Regions from separate parts of the Homo sapiens genome. Here region 1 is linked to region 2. A link is an interaction called in ENCODE POLR2A ChIA-PET data of the cell type or tissue named here. Cell type or tissue: Panc1. All regions are shown on one strand. Links, peaks and the distances in the headings refer to the core of each region. The heading gives the core; the rest is flanking DNA. Region 1 holds the start of LOC124904722 (a long non-coding RNA gene). Region 2 overlaps ZNF546 (zinc finger protein 546).

Region 1 (9,413 bases), core at 878-8,877, 56 kb before region 2:
TTCTTTTGCAAAAGGTAGCATATTATAGCATATCATACACATTGTGTTTTCTTCTTTTTGTTTTGTTTTGTTTTGTTTTTATGAGACCAAGTCTCACTCGGCCGCCCAGGCTGGAGCGCAGTGTCACGATCTCACCTCACTAACCTCCACCTCCCAAGTTCAAGCGATTCTCCTGCTTCAGCCACTCAAGTATCTGGGATTACAGGTGTGTGCCACCATGCCCGGCTAATTTTTGTATTTTTTAGTAGAGACGGGTTTCACCATGTTGGCCAGGCTGGTCTTGAACTCCCGACCTCAGGTGATCCTCCCACCTCAGCCTCCCGAACTATTGAGATCACAGAAGTGAGCCACTGCGCCCAGCTCACACTGTTCTTTATTTTACTTTTTTTACTTGACTTTTTTTTTTTTGAGACGGAGTTTCACTCTTGTTGTCCAGGCTGGAATACAATGGCACGATCTTGGCTCACCGCAACCTCTGCCTCCTGGGTTCAAGCAATTCTCCTGCCTCAGCCTCCCGAGTAGCTGAGATTACAGGCATGTGCCATCACGCCCGGCTAATTTTGCATTTTTAGTAGAAATGGAGTTTCTCCATGTTGGTCAGGATGGTTTTGAACTCCTGACCTCAGGTGATCCGCCCACCTCAGCCTCCCAAAGCGCTGGGATTACAGGCATGAGCCACTGTGCCTGGCCCATGAGCCACCACGCCAGGCAGGCACGTACTATTTTTCATTCCCACTAGCAATGTGAGAGTGCCAATTTTCCCACAACCTTGGCAAGAGTATGTTATCAATCTGATAGGTGAGAAATGGTATCTCGATACAGTTTTATGTTGCATTTGTAGTATCATGAGATAAATCATTTGTTCATTTAAGGGTTTGCATTTTCTATGAATTCTGTTCTTTTGTTTTCTTACCTTGTTGTGTTTTTGTCATGCATAAAATTGTAATTATTATGTAGTCAAATGTATCAGTCCTTTCTTTTATTGCTTCTGTAATTTGAATCAGGTAGCAAAAAAAATTGACCACTGCCAGGTTATAAAGAAATTCATTGGCCGGGCACAGTGGCTCATGCTTGTAATCCCAGCACTTTGGGAGGTCAAGGCAGGAGGATTGCTTGAGCCCAGGAGTTCGAGACCAGCCTGGGTAAAATTGGGAAGTTCTATCTCTACCAAAGAATTACAAAAATTAGCCAGTTGTGCAGGTGTGTGCCTGTAGTCCCAGCTATTCAGGAGGCTGAGGTAGGAGAATTGCTTGAACCAAAGGGGCAGAGGTTGCAATGAGCCGAGATCATGCCACTGCACTCCAGCCTGGACAGTAGAGCCAGACCCTGTCTCAACTTAAAACCTAAATGAATAAATTCATTCACATTTAGTAGTTACAGGGTTTCACATTTTAAAATTTAGATCTCTGACCTTTTCACATTTGTCCTGCTGTGTGGTTTGAGGAATGGGTTTAATTTTATATTCTTCCATAGAGTTGTCAGCTTACTCCAGTATCACTGATTAAAAAGTCCTTCTTGTCTCCAATGATTTGAGATGCAACCTTTATCATATACTAAATATCTATATGCATTTGGGTCTGCTCTGGATTCTCTATTCTGTTCCTTCATTCTGTGGTATTCATGTGCTAATACCACACTGTTTTCATTAGAGGTTTTCTGTTTTAATATCTAGTCAGGTCGGCCAGGCGCGGTGGCTCATGCCTGTAATCCCAGCACTTTGGGAGGCTGAGGCATGTGGATCACGAGGTCAGGACCTCAAGACCAGTCTGGCCAACATGGTGAAACCCCGTGTCTACTAAAAATACAAAAATTAGCTGGGCATGGTGGCACGCATCTGTAATCCCAGCTGCTCGGGATTACAAAAAACAAGAACAGCTAAGAAAGTTCTGAAAAACTCAGGAGGCTGAGGCAAGAGAATCACTTGAACCCAGGAGGCAGAGGTTGCAGTGAGCTGAGATTGTGCCACTGCACTCTAGGCTAGCGATATATATATATATATGTGTAGTCAGGTCAGTGGTGCCTCCCTACTCTGGTCTTTTTCAGAATTTTCTTAGCTGTTCTTGTTTTTCTCATTCTCCCAAATAAGTTTTACAATAACTTCTCTAATTCTAGATAAAAACCTGATGATATTTTTGGAGGGATTGCATTACATTTTTAAACTAACTTTTTGAGAGATATTTTTATTATGTGAGTCTCCTATCCAAAACCATTGCCCTTCCATCTATATATGTTCATGTTTACCTTTGTGAATAATAGAAAAGCAGACACTATTCACGTTTATCTTTAAAAAAAAAAAAAAAAAAAAAAGCAAAATAGGCCGGGTGTGGTGGCTCACGCCTGTAATCCCAGAACTTTGGGAGGCTGAGGCAGGAGAATTACTTGAGTCCAGGAGTTCAAGACCAGCCTAGGCAACATGGTGAAACCCCATCTCTACAAAAAATCAGCTAGGCATGGTGGTGTGCACCTGTAGTTCCAGCTACTCGGAAGGCTGAGGTGGTGTCAGGCCTCTGAGCCTAAGCTAAGCCATCGCATCCTCTGTGACTTGCACGTATAAGCCCAGATGGCCTGAAATAACTGAAGAATCACAAAAGAAGTGAAAATGTCCTGCCCCGCCTTAACTGATGGCATTCCACCACAAAAGAAGTGAAAATGGCTGGTCCTTGCCTTAAGTGATGACATTACCTTGTGAAAGTCCTTTTCCTGGCTCATCCTGGCTCAAAAAGCTCCCCCACTGAGCACCTTGCGACCCCCACTCCTGCCTGCCAGAGAACAAAACCCCTTTGACTGTAATTTTCCTTTACCTACCCAAATCTTATAAAATGGCCCCACCCCTATCTCCCTTTGCCCCCACCCTATCTCCCAGAGTAGGGAGGCACCACTGACCTGACTACATATATATAAATATATATATATATATATATATATATATATATATATATATATCGCTAGCCTGGAGTGCAGTGGCACAATCTCAGCTCACTGCAACCTCTGCCTCCTGGGTTCAAGTGATTCTCTTGCCTCAGCCTCCTGAGTTTTTCAGAACTTTCTTAGCTGTTCTTGTTTTTTGTAATCCCGAGCAGCTGGGATTACAGATGCGTGCCACCATGCCCAGCTAATTTTTGTATTTTTAGTAGACACGGGGTTTCACCATGTTGGCCAGACTGGTCTTGAGGTCCTGACCTCGTGATCCACATGCCTCAGCCTCCCAAAGTGCTGGGATTACAGGCATGAGCCACCGCGCCTGGCCGACCTGACTAGATATTAAAACAGAAAACCTCTAATGAAAACAGTGTGGTATTAGCACATGAATACCACAGAATGAAGGAACAGAATAGAGAATCCAGAGCAGACCCAAATGCATATAGATATTTAGTATATGATAAAGGTTGCATCTCAAATCATTGGAGACAAGAAGGCTGACTCTCTTTTCGGACTCAGCCCACCTGCACCCAGGTGATTAAAAGCTTTTATTCTCACACAAAGCCTGTTTAGTAGTCTCTTCACACAGACATGCATGAAAGGTGGGAGGATCACTTGAGCCTGGGAGGTGGAGGTTGCAGTGAGCTGAGATTGTGCCACTGCACGCCAGCCTGGGCAACAGAGACATCCTGTCTCAAAAAAAAAAAAAAAACAGTAAAATTGATATGTATAGATTTGTGTAACCACCTCCATGAAGGGGTAGGTTGCCCCTCCACACCTCTGGGTGTTTCTCGTTAGGTGGAATGAGAGACTTGGAAAAGAAAGAGACACAGAGACAAAGTACAGACAAAGAATAAAGGGGGCCCAGGGAACTGGCGTTCAGCATACGGAGGCTCCACCGGCCTCTGGGTTCCCTTAGTATTTATTGATCATTCTTGGGTGTTTCTCGGAGAGGGGGATGTGGCAGCGTCATAGGATAATAGTGGAGAGAAGGTCGGCAGATAAACACTTGAACGAAGGTCTCTGCATCGTAGACAAGGTAAAGAATTAAGTGCTGTGCTTTAGATATGTGTACATAAAAACATCTCAATGCCTTAAAGAACAGTATTGCTGCCCGCATGTCCCACCTCCAGCCCTAAGGCGGTTTTCCCCTATCTTAGTAGATGGAATATACAATCAGGTTTTACACGAGACATTCCATTGCCCAGGGACGGGCAGGAGACAGATGCCTTCCTCTTGTCTCAACTGCAAAGAGGCGTTCCTTCCTCTTTTACTAATCCTCCTCAGCACAGACCCTTTACGGGTGTCGGGCTGGGGGACGGTCAGGTCTTTCCCTTCCCACGAGGCTGTATTTCAGACTATCACATGGGGAGAAACCTTGGACAATACCTGGCTTTCCTAGGCAGAGGTCCCTGCGGCCTTCCGCAGTGTTTGTGTCCCTGGGTACTTGAGATTAGGGAGTGGTGATGATTCTTAGGGAGGATGCTGCCTTCAAGCATCTGTTTAACAAAGCACATCCTGCACAGCCCTTAATCCATTTAACCCTGAGTTGACACAGCACGTGTTTCAGGGAGCACAGGGTTGGCGGTAAGGTTACAGATTACAGAACAAAATGGAGTCTCCTATGTCTACTTCTTTCTACACAGACACAGTAACAATCTGATCTCTCTTTCTTTTCCCCACACCTCCACAATCAAGATACAGTTTCATCACCCCAAAACTTCTCTCATGCTGTCCTTTTGTAGTATCCCTCCCCACCAACCCCTGGAAACCAGTGACCTCGTCTCTGTTCCTTTAATCTTGTGTTTTCAAGAATGTCATACAAATGGAATCAGAAAGTACGTCACCTCCAGTCCTATGTACCCATTTGACTATGGAAAATTTCCACTCGAATGTCCCACAGGTACCTTAGCTCAACCTCATTGCTCTCCTTCCAATATGCCCCTCCTCCTATGTCTAGATTCTAGTCAAACACTATGCCATCATCCAGCAGTCCAAGCTAGGAGTGTCATCCTGGGTTCCTCTTTTTTCCTTTCACCCTTCTTTCTAATTATTCTTTTTTTTTTTTTTTTTTTTTTTTTTTTGAGACAGAGTTTCTCTCTTGTTGCCCAGGCTGGAGTGTAATGGCACGATCTCGGCTCACCACAACCTCTGCCTCCCGAGTTCAAGTGATTCTCCTGCCTCAGCCTCCAGAGTAGCTGGGATTACAGGCATTCACCACCATGCCCAGCTAATTTTGTATTTTTAGTAGAGACGGGGTTTCTCCATGTTGGTCAGGTGGTTTTGAACTCCCGACCTCTGGTGATCTGCCTGCCTCGGCCTCCCAAAGTGCTGGGATTACAGGCATGAGCCACTGCACCCGGCTCTAATTACTCTCTTAATCTCATTGCTTATATGTTCTTTATATCTCTCAAAACAATCTATTTCTAAATCCACAACCATTTTACAAGTGATTCTGGCAACCACCTCTCAACTGGATTATTCCAACAGCTTTCTGGGTTTTTTTGCTGAGTCTTATCCTTTTGAGTCTCTATCTACATCACAGTAAGCATGATCATCCTAAACAAACACAAATCTTGTTAAGTCATTCCCCCAATCCCCCACTCCCTGCCACTTAAAACCCTTCACGGGTTGTCCCTTGCCCTCAGGACAAATTGTAAGCTCCTTAGGTGACATTCAAGACTTCCTATAATTCAAGCCTTCCTCTCCTATCTCAACCCAAAACTCCTGTTCTCACCCTACATGTCTCCCACACATACTCCCACTTGGGTTGCTTTTTTAAAGTCTGGAATGTCTTTCTCCTCGCCTTTGTTTTTTTTTCTTTCTTTTTTTTTTTTTTCTTTTTTGAGTTGGAGTCTCACTCTGTCACCCAGGCTGGAGTGCAGTGGCGCAATCTCAGCTCACTGCAACCTCTGCCTCCCGGGTTCAAGCAATTCTCCTGCTTCAGCCTCCTGAGTAGCTGGGATTACAGGGGTGCACCAGCATGCCCAGCTAATTTTCTGAATTTTTAGTAGAGATGGGGGTTTTACCATGTTGGCCAGGATGGTCTCGATCTCCTGACCTCGTGATCCGCTCACCTCAGCCTCCCAAAATGCTGGTATTACAGGCATGAGCCACCACGCCTGGCTCTCCTCACCTTTCTTAGCTAATTAGTACTTGTCCTTCAGGTCTCACCTTGGCTCTAACCTCCTGGCTGGACCAATGCTCTACCTTTCTAATTCCTGCAGGAAAACACTGGACTTTTCTCTTTTTCCTTAGTAGAGAAGTTTTCAAAGTGGGACTGCAGACCCTTGCATGTCCCTGATCCCTTCAGAGGGTCCCTGAGGTCAAAACTATTTTTATAATAATACTAAGATGTTATTCAAATTTTTCACTCTTAATATTTGCACTGATAGTGCAAAAACAATGGTAAGTAAGACTACTGGCCCTTGCCCCAAATCAATTTAGCTAATAATCATCAGATTAATGGAATCTTCTTGTTTTAATATTACACCAAAACTCTACAAGTGGAAGTATCTTAAAGGTTAGTTGCAATATGGTGTCTGAAACGATATCAGTGAATTATTTCCATGCTATTACAGTAAAATCCCTTGGTCTATATTGCACTTTGCATGGATCTTTTACCCATTCATAGTTTTATAGCATCATGCAACAGGAATTTGGAAAATATTGGTGCAGTGAGTTATACAGCTTTCCAAATGTTGAAACATTTGTTATAAAATACTGAAAAATTATAGTCATAGATATCCACATCATTCTAATCTGAAAGGCAATAAGCATTTGGGAAGCTGTCAAGCTCATGGTGGCAGATTAAATATACTTCCATATTACCACTACTTATATATGTGTGGCTACATTTTTTTTGGTATACGTTAACCGAAACAAACTATCACAGCACATTGAATGCAAAAGCAGACATTGGCCAGGCGCAGTGGCTCACGCCTGTAATCCCAGCACTTTGGGAGGCCGAGGCAGGAGGATTGCCTGAAGTCAGGAGTTCAAGACCAGCCCGGCCAAGATGGCGAAACCCCGTCTCCACTAAAAATACAAAACACTAGCCGGGCGCAGTGGCTCGCACCTGTAATCCCAGCTACGTGGGAGGCTGAGGCAGGAGAATCACTTGAACCTGAGAGGCAGAGGTTGCAGCAAGCCAAGATCGTGCCATTGCACTCCAGCCTGGGGGACAGAGTGAGACTCTGTCTCAAAAAAAAAAAAAGCAGAAAAAAAAGCAGACATTAAGATCCAGTTGTTTTCCATCAAGCTGGACATTAAAGAGATTTGCAAAAATGCAAAACAATGCTACTCTTCTCTGACCATAATAGAATTAAAGTAGAAATCAATTAACAGAAAGATGTCTAGGAGATGCCCAAATATTTGGAAATTAATCACTCACTTCTAAATAATCCAGGAGTCAAAGAAGAAGTATTAAGAAGAAATAGAAAATATTTTTCACTTAATGAAAATAAAATATAACAAAATGTATGTAAGCAATTAAGGCAGTTTTTAGGGGGTAAATTTATATTAGCAAACACATATGTCATGAAAGAAAATCTCAAATCTAACCCTCCACGTTAATATTGTAGAAAAAGAAAAGTAAATGAAATCCAAAGCACTGAAGGAAAAAGAAAATAAAGAGCAGAAATCAATGAAATTAAAAACAGGAAAAATCAATGAAACCAAAAATTTTCCTTATGAAAGGTCAATACAACTAATAAACCTCTAACCAGACGAACCAAGAAAAAAACAGAGAAGACAAAAATTACCTATATTAGGAATGATAGAAGAGATATCACTACAGTATCTATAAATTTTACAACTTACATGTAATAGATCAGTCCCTTGAAAGATACAAACTACCACAATTCACCAAAGATGAACAAGATAAAGAGGTCTTAGAACTATTAAAGAAATTAAATTTATAGTTAAATATCTTCCCCCGAAAATCTCTAGGCCCAGTTTTATTGGAGAATGTTATCAAGTATTATTGAAAGAAATAACATGAATTCTAAAAAATTCTCTTTCAGAAAATATAAGAGGAGAAATACTTTCCAATTTGTTTTATGAGGCTAGCATTGCCTTGATACCAGAAGCCAAAGACACTACAATGAAAGAACACTATAAATCAGTATCCCTCATATTAGCAAATTGAATCTAGCAATATAAAAAGGACAATTCATCATGGTCAAGTAGGGCTTATCCTGGGAATACAAGGTCTGTTCAAAATTTTCTTGACAAAAGTGAACATCTAGCAGGGCGTGGTGGCACACACCTGTAATCCCAGCACTTTGGGAGGCTGAGGCAGGCAGATCACCTGAGGTCAGGAGTTTGAGACCAGCCTAACTAACATTGTGAAACCCTGTCTCTATACTAAAAATGCAAAACTAGCCGGGTGTGGTAGGAGGCACCTGTAATCCCAGCTACTCAGGAGGCTGAGGCAGGAGAATTGCTTGAACCTAGGAGGCGAAGGCTGCAGTTAGCCAAGATGGCACCACTGTACTCCATCCTAGGTGACAGAGCAAGGGTTCATTTCAAAAAAAAAAAAGTGAACATCCATTCAGGGTTTAAAAAAAAAAAACCAACTCAGCAAACTAAGAAGAGAAAGAAACTTCCTTAATCTGCTAAAAGGGCATTTTGAAAGACACTTAATGTTAGAAGTCTAAATGCTTTCCACCAAAGATTGAGAACAAAGAAAAGAATGTTTGCATTCACCACTCCTAGTCAATATTGTACTGAAAGTCCTGGCCGATGTAATAAGTAGGAAAAGGAAACAAAAGTAATGTCGATTGAAAAGGAAGAAAAATAAAACTGTCTTTATTCACTAATGACATAGTTGTCACAAAAAAAACTCCAGGAAATCTACAGAAACTCCTAAAACTAATAAATGATTTTTACAAGATCACAGAATAATGTGCAAAAGTCAATCATATTTTTAAGCATAAGGAAACAAAAATCAGAAATTTAAAAAATTTTAATAACATTTATAATATCATAAAATATGAAATACATAGGGATAACCTGACAAAAGATTTACAAGACCTATACACTGAAAACTAAAAAACATTGCTGGTAGAAGTTAAGGAATGGCTAAATAAATTGGGAGATTGCCGGGCGTTGGTGGCTCACGCCTGTAATCCCAGCACTTTGGGAGGCCGAGGCAGGCGGATCACGAGGTCAGGAGATCGAGACCATCCTGGCAAACACGGTGAAACCCCGTCTCTACTAAAAATACAAAAAATTAGCCAGGTGCGGTGGTGGGCGCCTGTAGTCCCAGCTACTCGGGAGGCTGAGGCAGGAGAATGGCGTGAACCTGGGAGGCAGAGCTTGCAGTGAGCCGAGATAGCGCCACTGCACTCTGGCTTGGGTGAAAGAGCGAGACTCCCTCTCAAAATATAAATTAAATAAATAAATAAATAAATAAATAAATAGGGAGATATACCAGGTTCATAGATTATAAGATTTAATGCTGGCCGGGTGCGGTGGCTCACGCCTGTAAT
Region 2 (9,413 bases), core at 919-8,918:
TATGGTTTTAGATTTTTACATTTGTATACCTATTGTACACAAACTCTTCCAGAAACTTTAAGATAAGGGAATACTTCCAAACTCACTCTTCAAGTCCAGCATTACCCTGATACCAAAACCAGACAAAGGCATTATAAGAAAAGAAATCTATAAGTCAGTATCTTTCATGTACACAAATGCAAAAATTCTAGACTAAGTTTTAGCCATTTGAATCCAACAATTTATGAAAAGAATAGTAGTTACTGGCCATTCTTGGCATTCCTTGGCTTGCAGACGCATCACTGCAGTCTCTGCCTCCATCTTCATGGCACCCTCTCTTGATCTCCCTATGCCTCGCTCTTATAAGTACACCTGTTATTGGATTTAGGGCCCACCCTTTTTCCATATTAGGTCACATTCACAGGCACTGGGAGTTAGGAACATGTCTTTTCTGGGGGCCACAATTCAACCTACTACATCTGAGAATAAAGGCGTTTATTTTTCTCCTTTCTAAAGCCTGTGTTCTTCACCTTGCCTTACTCTACTAGCCAGGACCTGCAGTGTAATTCTTGACTAGCAATGAGTTTGAGGATCTGTGAATGAGTAATGATAAAACAACTGATGCTCACCAAATAAAATATCTCAGTACTTGAGTTGGGACAGAGACAAAGAGAAGGAACAGTAGCCACACACACAGGGCAAATGTAAACAGTTTTGGAGATGCCTAATGTTCAAGGTAACAATAGGTAATTGGAAAATGATGAAATACAAAAATGACTTTTCCATTTATACTTTTGATTGAGCAATTTTGGATGTATCTTTGTTCCCTTTCAGAAGGGAAGTGATCCAGGAAAGAGCATATTTAATTGCTGTACTAGGATGAGATTGGAATCAGGGAGATATATTCATAACTATGTTGTAATTTGGGGAAATTAAGTTATTATACTTAGCTGCCCTCTCAGTGACTTGTTTGTAATATTTACAGAGGTGGTTTGCAGAGGTCTTCCAAATAAGAAAGGGGTTTTTATCAATGGTAATATGTTTGGGTTTTATTCTAGGGGGAACGAGAAACTCTATTCTAAAGGGAAAAGAATTAGGTACAGATTTTCAAAATGATCTCCATCAAAGCCATTTGATGAAAAAGATTTTAAATGCACATATCCAGGACTTGCTCCTATAGATTTTGATTTTGTCTGGTTTGGTGCCTGAAGAACAGTATATGTAAGAAATTTCCCTAAATCCATCCTAAATAAGCGGATCACTGATTTACCCTATTATCCTATTCACCTATTTTACCATTCTTTTTTTTTTTTTTTGAGACAGAGTCTCGCTTTGTCACCCAGCCTGGAGTGCAGTGGCACAATCTTGGCTCACTGCAAGCTCCACCTCCTGGGTTCACGCCATTCTCCTGCCTCAGCCTCCCGAGTAGCTGGGACTACAGGCACCCGCCACCACGCCTGGCTAATTTTTTGTATTTTTAGTAGAGACGGGGTTTCACCATGTTAGCCGGGATGGTCTCGATCTCCTGACTTCATGATCCACCTGCCTCAGCCTCCCAAAGTGCTGGGATTACAGGCACGAGCCACCGCACCCGGCCTATTTTACAATTCTTAAAAGTCACATCATTTTCTGAGGTATTTTGCCTTCTTTTAAATTGCACTACAATAATTTAGAGTTCTCTAAGCCAGGAACCAGCAAACTATAGCCCATGAGCCAAATAGCTCACTGCCTGTTTTTGCATGGCTCTTAAGTTACAACTGTTTTTTCCATTTTTTTAATGGTTGAAAAAATCAAGATTTTGTTTCATGTAAACACTTTTTGAAATTTAAATTTCAGTGTCCATAAGTCAAGTGTTATTATAACACAGCCACACTTATTATCATCTGTGGCTACTTTTGTGCTGTAATAACAGAGCTAAGTAATTGTGACAGAGACCATATGCCTCCCAAGGCCTAACACCTTCACTATCTGGTCTTTTAAAGAAGAAGTTTGTTGAATCCTGCTCTAAACCATTTATTTCTAATGTATGTTATTTCTGTTTATCTTTTATTTCTACTATGAGGTACAACCCCCATCCCTGCCCCAACACAGAAAAATAGCATTATAGCATTTGTTTACTCTTTGCTTTTTTTTTTTTTTTTTTTTGCAGATTTGGAATACAAGTATATTACCAAGAATTTGCTTTCAGAAAAGAATGTTTGCAAAATCTATTTATCTCAATTGCAGACAGGGGAAAAAAGTAAAAACACCATCCATGAGGACACCATTTTCAGAAATGGTTTGCAGTGTAAACATGAATTTGAGAGACAAGAGAGACATCAGATGGGATGCGTTAGTCAAATGCTAATCCAAAAACAAATATCTCATCCTCTACATCCAAAAATTCATGCTAGAGAGAAATCATATGAATGTAAGGAATGTAGAAAGGCCTTTAGACAACAGTCATACCTTATTCAACATCTGAGAATTCACACTGGTGAGAGACCCTATAAATGTATGGAATGTGGAAAGGCCTTTTGTCGAGTGGGAGACCTTAGAGTACATCACACAATCCATGCTGGGGAGAGACCCTATGAATGTAAAGAATGTGGGAAGGCCTTTAGACTTCATTATCACCTTACTGAACATCAGAGAATACATTCTGGTGTGAAACCCTACGAGTGTAAGGAATGTGGGAAAGCCTTTAGTCGTGTTAGAGACCTTAGAGTACATCAGACAATTCATGCTGGAGAGAGACCTTATGAATGTAAAGAATGTGGGAAGGCCTTTAGACTTCATTATCAACTAACTGAACATCAAAGAATTCATACTGGTGAGAGGCCTTATGAATGTAAGGTTTGTGGCAAGACCTTTAGGGTACAACGACATATTAGTCAACATCAGAAAATTCATACTGGTGTCAAACCCTATAAATGTAATGAATGTGGGAAGGCCTTTAGTCATGGCTCATACCTTGTTCAACATCAGAAAATTCATACTGGTGAAAAACCCTACGAATGTAAAGAATGTGGTAAGTCCTTTAGTTTTCATGCAGAACTTGCTCGACATCGTAGAATTCATACTGGTGAGAAACCCTATGAATGTAGAGAATGTGGAAAAGCCTTTCGTCTTCAAACGGAACTTACTCGGCATCATAGAACTCATACTGGTGAGAAACCCTATGAATGTAAGGAATGTGGGAAGGCCTTTATTTGTGGTTATCAACTTACTTTACATCTGAGAACTCACACCGGTGAGATTCCCTATGAATGTAAGGAATGTGGAAAAACCTTCAGTAGTCGCTATCATCTCACTCAACACTACAGAATTCATACTGGTGAGAAACCCTACATATGTAACGAATGTGGAAAAGCCTTTCGTCTTCAAGGAGAACTTACCCGACATCACAGAATTCATACATGTGAGAAACCCTATGAATGTAAGGAATGTGGGAAGGCTTTTATTCATAGCAATCAATTTATTTCACACCAGCGAATTCACACCAGTGAGAGCACCTACATATGTAAAGAATGTGGGAAGATTTTTAGTCGTCGCTATAATCTTACTCAACATTTTAAAATTCATACTGGTGAAAAACCCTACATATGTAATGAATGTGGGAAAGCCTTTCGATTTCAAACAGAACTTACTCAGCATCACAGAATTCATACTGGTGAAAAACCCTATAAATGTACAGAATGTGGGAAGGCCTTTATTCGTAGCACTCATCTCACGCAACATCACAGAATTCATACTGGTGAGAAACCCTACGAATGTACGGAATGTGGGAAGACGTTTAGTCGGCACTATCATCTTACTCAACATCACAGAGGCCATACTGGTGAGAAGCCCTACATATGTAATGAATGTGGGAATGCTTTTATTTGCAGTTATCGACTTACATTACATCAAAGAATTCACACTGGTGAGCTTCCATATGAATGTAAGGAATGTGGAAAGACCTTTAGTCGTCGGTATCATCTTACTCAACATTTTAGACTTCATACTGGTGAGAAACCTTATAGCTGTAAAGAATGTGGGAATGCCTTTCGTCTTCAAGCAGAACTTACTCGACATCACATAGTTCACACGGGTGAGAAACCCTATAAATGTAAAGAATGTGGGAAAGCCTTCAGTGTTAATTCAGAACTTACTCGACATCACAGAATTCATACTGGTGAAAAACCCTATCAATGTAAAGAATGTGGAAAAGCCTTTATTCGTAGTGATCAACTTACTTTACATCAGAGAAATCATATTAGTGAGGAAGTCCTATGCATAATGTAAAGAGAATACGATGGCCTTTAGAAAATGCCCTTTAGCAGAGAATTTGTAATTTAAGAAATTTTCTGTTTGTTACGGAACATGTGGGAATCCCTTTTACTTCATGCTCACAATTTATCAGAAATTATTTCGTATGTTAAAGAGTCGAAAGACTATAGCATCACTCAGTCCCTGTTAGACTTTAGAAGATTGATACTGATGCACTGCATCCCAAACCATCAAGGGCCTTTTCCCCTACAAACTGTTGTTGAACAGTGCTTCTCTAAAATGCAATAATAATGGGCCAGGTGAAGTGGCTCACACCTGTAATCCCAGCACTGTGGAAAGACAGGAGTTCGAAACCAGCCTGGGCAACATAGTGAGACCCTGCCTCATGGCTTTAGTGAGCCATGATTGTGCCACTGCACTCCAGCTTGGTGACAGAGTGAGATCCTGTCTCTAAATAAATAAATAAAATGCGGGCCAGGCACAGTGGCTCACACCTGTAATCCCAGCACTATGGGAGGCCCAGGTGAGCAGATCACCTGAGGTCAGGAGTTCAAGACCAGCCTGGCCAACATGGTGAAACCCCTTCTCTACTAAAATACACAAATTAGCTAGGCATTGTGGGGGGTGCCTGTAATCCCAGCTACTCAGGAGGCTGAGGCAGGAAAATTGCATGAACCTAAGTGGCAGAGGTTGCAGTGAGCTGAGATCGCACCACTGCACTCTAGCTTGGGCAACAGAGCAAGACTCTGTCTCTTAAATAAATAAATAAATAGATTACCAGAAAAATGAAAAGAAAAAAACAGACATACAAAATAAAAGCCCCAGTTTTTTATTATGGTATTTAACTGAGTTAACTCTGTCAGATTGCTGCAAACATTTCTAAATACTTGCTCTTGGTATCTATAACTTTTGCAGAGACCAGAAGCAAACAATTTGTGGGCCAGTGTCAACACATGGACCACACTTTATATAGCACTGTAACGGAAAATGATTCTGTTAATGTAATGAACATGGGAAAGACCAGCCTTGGCCTATCTTTATGATATATATAAATAATATAATTCTCATAATTCCACCTCTGCCTATGTGGTGTTTGGCAAAACATGCCCCTGTGCCTTGGTTTTTAAAATGGTAATAACAGTACCACCTAATAGTATTTTTGTGAGGATGAAATGCTAATAAAAGATAAAACCTTTAAAAGAGTATTTGGCACACAGCATTTTATCAATAAATATTGCTTTATTTTTTTCATTGGGGATACATTTAGTACATTCATGTGAGAGGAAGGCCCTGTGGGTGTAAGAAATTTGTAAAAACTGTCCATTACCTTTCACTCCTTATTTAGATTGGAATAATTAACTGGAGATAATATCCAGTAAAATAGATTAAACTTCCATTTATAAAGTCAGAACCTATCTCTGAAAATTAATGTGAGAAAGAAATCTCTAGATTTGATGGGTGTGAAGATTATGAGAGTAAAGTTTTGAAGACTCAGGGATAGCTGTAATGCTTTTTTCTTTTTATAACCCAAAAAGCAGGTATGTCAGTCGCTTTTTCTGCCCACAATGATAAATTAAAAACAGCCACTATCCATTTGGAAAACTTAAAAGAATAATGAACAGTTATGTTCTATCTAGATTCAGCAATTGTTAATATGTTGTCACATTTGGTTTGCTTATACATAATATTTACATATTTTGCTGTAGTATTTGAGTATAAATTGCAGATACTATAACACATCACATCTAAGAATAAAGGCTGCCTCCTACTTAATTGCTATATAACAATTGTCCAACCTGTCTGTGCCCCAGGGCAGCTTTGAATGCAGTCCAACAGAAATTTGTAAGCTGTCTTAAAACATGAGATTTTTTTTGTGATTTTTTTTAAGCTCATCCGCCATTGTTAGCACATTTTATGTGTAGCCCAAGATAATTCTTCTTCCAGTGTAACCCAGGGAAGCCAAAAGATTTGACCCCCAGTAACTTCACACCTAAGGAGATTAGCAATAATTCCATAATCTGTAATATTCAGTCTGTGTTCATATTCTCAGTTGTGTTCATTCTTTTCATTTGTGTAAACAATGCTTTTCATAGGTTATTTTTAAATTCAGGAACCAAATTCATGAATTACATTTGTGCATTGTTCGTCTCTTTTAAAGTAAGAATGGCCCTTCCCCCCACAACTTTATTGCAACATTGACTTTTTTTTTTTTTTTTTTTTTTTTTTTTTGAGATGGAGTCTCTGTCGCCCAGGCTGGAGTGCAGTGGTGCGATCTTGGCTCACTGCAAGCTCCGCCTCCCGGGTTCAGGCAATTCTGCCTCAGCCTCCCCAGTAGCTGGGACTACAGGCGCCTTCAACCATGCCCGGCTAATTTTTTGTATTTTTAGTAGAGACGGGGTTTCACCATGTTAGCCAGGACGGTCTCGATCTCCTGACCTGGTGATCTGCCCGCCTCAGCCTCCCAAAGTGCTGGGATTACAGGCATGAGCCACCGCACCCGGCCTTCCCAAAGTATTTTTAAATGTGCTTTTTTATCCCCAGTATTTCCCATTAACTGGAATTTGGGATTAGAGACCCAATTAGGGACAGATTAAATATTTTGGCAAGAATACTTAATGGGAGAAATTTTGTATTTCAATTTGTAACCCATTAGGTGGCATACAATGTCATTATACCACTATGGTATCCTTAGTTCATTCACTTGGTGTAGCAGAACATACATTCCAAAGATGGCCACACCAATATATCCCATTCTGCATGTTCATCTTACAATGTGATACCAACACTCCCCAAGAGGTAGAGCTCATGGTCCTTCCTTTTGAATCTGGCCAGGTGGGCCTGTGTTTATGGCAGGAATAACACTGTGATTTCCACGACTAAGTCATAAAAGGCAATACAGCTTCTGCCTGACCCACTTGGGATGAAGCCCAGCCACCATGCTATGAAGATGCCAAGTAATCACATAGAAAAGCTAAGTAAAGCTGTCCTGATTACAGCTGTAATTGAGGTAACAGCCGGGATCCAGCACCAAGTGTATGAGGGTATGAGCCTTCAGATGATTCTAACCCTTAGCCTTCAGGCTATCCTAGCTGGTGCTAAGTGGAGCAGAGAAAAGCTTTCCCCCATGAGCCTGCCCAAATTGCAGATTTACGTTTAAAATATGGCCTGTTTTAAGCCACTAAGTTTTGGAGTAGTTTGCCACACAGCGATAGGTAACTGAAATACTTGCTTCATATGGTAATCACCAGGTTTCTCTGTTGTAGAGCTAAATATTTCTTTTAATTTAGTAAACGATCTGTAGAGTAGTACTTTGGCATTTCGGAAATTTAAAATCTCCAATAATATAATGACACTAGATCAAAAAGAAAATGAAACCATAAAGGACAATTTAGAAATGAATGGTAAGATCAGAATTTGTGAATGTGGCCAAACCTGTGCTCAGTGAAAAATCAGTAACCTGTTAATATATTCAGGAAACAAATATTGAGGGCCAGCACTTTGTTTCTCCTGCTCACCACTCTACTCCCAGTGACTTAATACTGTCTCTTTAACATAGTAATCACTTATAAAACTGTTAAAAGAATGAAGAAGCATTAAACTCAAGAAACTAAGGGAAAAATAAGTCAATATAAGAAAGAAGGGAGGATCATTAAAAGGAGTTAATGAATTTGAAAATAAAATAGACTTATTAAGGCTTTGTGAAAAAATATTAATACTTGATTTTAGTATAGCTAATCAAAGGAAAAAGATAATTACAGCATTGTGAATGAGAATTGGATGTAAGTACAGATGGAGGAGATATTTTTTGTTTTATTGAAAATTTCAAGGAGGAAGTAATATCAAAATTTCACTAGCTCTTTCTACACTGATATTATAATCCTGATAATACAACAGATGAGGATAGTTCTTAAAAGGCAAAAATGTAGGTGAGTCATTACGAAGAAAGCAGAAATTCTAAACCATCAGCACATTCATTCAAAAACCTAGTAAAGCAATTAAGCAAAATAATTTGTTTACTTGGACTGTCCAGGGATAGATCTGTTCTAGTTTTCCAAATTAATGATGGGAAAGGAAGAGCTGATCCAGTCCAAGTATCTTCAAGATCCATGTTCTCAGTTTTTCTTAGCTTTAAATGGCCAAATTGTGGCTTAGATTGGATATGATAATTTCCTCAATGCTTAACACTGAGCACAATTTTTCACATATTTGAAATCAAGGTGTATCTTACAATTTATGGCATCTGACAATACTTCCAACCAGGTGGCAGTCATCAAGCAGTTTTGTGAAAAGCCTTCCCGGTAAGAATACAAAAGCATCTGCACCAAAATATATAGATTTAATGGCATGTAGGGGTTTGCGTGAATATATACAGTTGAAATTCAATTCTTCCTTAAAAATAATTGTAACTCATTTCTTTAAGACTACCATACTACCACTTTCCTCAACTTGGACTAATGTCCATTGTCAACCAAAATGTCTGTGATCTCATGGATCCATTATGATTTGCAACTCCAGGTCCATTTTATGCAAATAAGACAGCCATAATATATCATTGTACAAGTCATTTACTATCTAATTATATCATTGCTCAACATTTGCAAATTATTTTTACAAATAACAATAATTGGATGTAACAAAAAGCAGAGTATTTTGAGACGTATATTAATGCAAAATATTGTTAATGTATCAGTGGATTGTTCCTCCAAAGTACCAGTGCCTTAACACAACATATCTAAAAGAACATCTCTGGGAACAGTAGTACTTAATGGCAACTTGAGAATTGGTTTGTGGGCACACAGCCTTGTGAAGTTTTGAATACTAAATCCCTTTTTTAAAAAAGTGCTTATTATCAGGCTATCAATCAAAAGATTTGAGTCTTTCAGTAAAGAAAATTTGCTTAATTTTATCTAGTGCATGATAAACTTTACTAAGGAAGTCTCATTCAGAATATCTAATATTTTGGATGTGAGCCCACACTGGAAATGCCATAACCAAAAAAGAGTGACCCTAAAGATAGAATATTCAGATCTAATGGCAGATGCTTAGCTATGCTGGGAAAGGAAGTGAATTGTATATTGCTCTGCTGCTCACATATTCCTCTGCAATAAATTGCTGGCCCAGTTTAGTTTTTATATACTCACTACTATACTAATGAGGATGGCTCAATTTTTTATTTGAACGTA

Evidence for each region. Peaks named below come from ENCODE experiments on the same cell type or tissue, not always from the same donor. Only the 100,000 strongest peaks of a DNase experiment are listed, where the experiment ranks them.
Region 1: POLR2A ChIA-PET joins it to region 2 with 11 read pairs; 9 of 35 experiments call an interaction of 5 or more read pairs at or near these places.

The regions. Positions count from the first base shown.
Region 1 is chr19:39,955,560-39,964,972 of GRCh38, forward strand. It overlaps LOC124904722 (a long non-coding RNA gene), which reads right to left and starts at 4,463. Exons shown (of 2, transcript XR_007067261.1): 1 at 4,309-4,463; 2 at 3,761-3,942. LOC124904720 (a long non-coding RNA gene) reads right to left here. Exons shown (of 3, transcript XR_007067260.1): 3 at 8,699-9,413. RefSeq lists an enhancer at 3,973-4,782. In Panc1, for the core only: no CTCF peak of the experiment used is centred there; no DNase peak of the experiment used is centred there.
Region 2 is chr19:40,011,537-40,020,949 of GRCh38, forward strand. It overlaps ZNF546 (zinc finger protein 546), which reads left to right. Exons shown (of 7, transcript NM_178544.5): 7 at 2,129-9,413. The coding sequence ends at 4,245. Among named protein-coding and RNA genes, the nearest start is that of ZNF546, 19 kb to the left of the region's middle. RefSeq lists an enhancer at 3,052-4,251. In Panc1, for the core only: no CTCF peak of the experiment used is centred there; no DNase peak of the experiment used is centred there.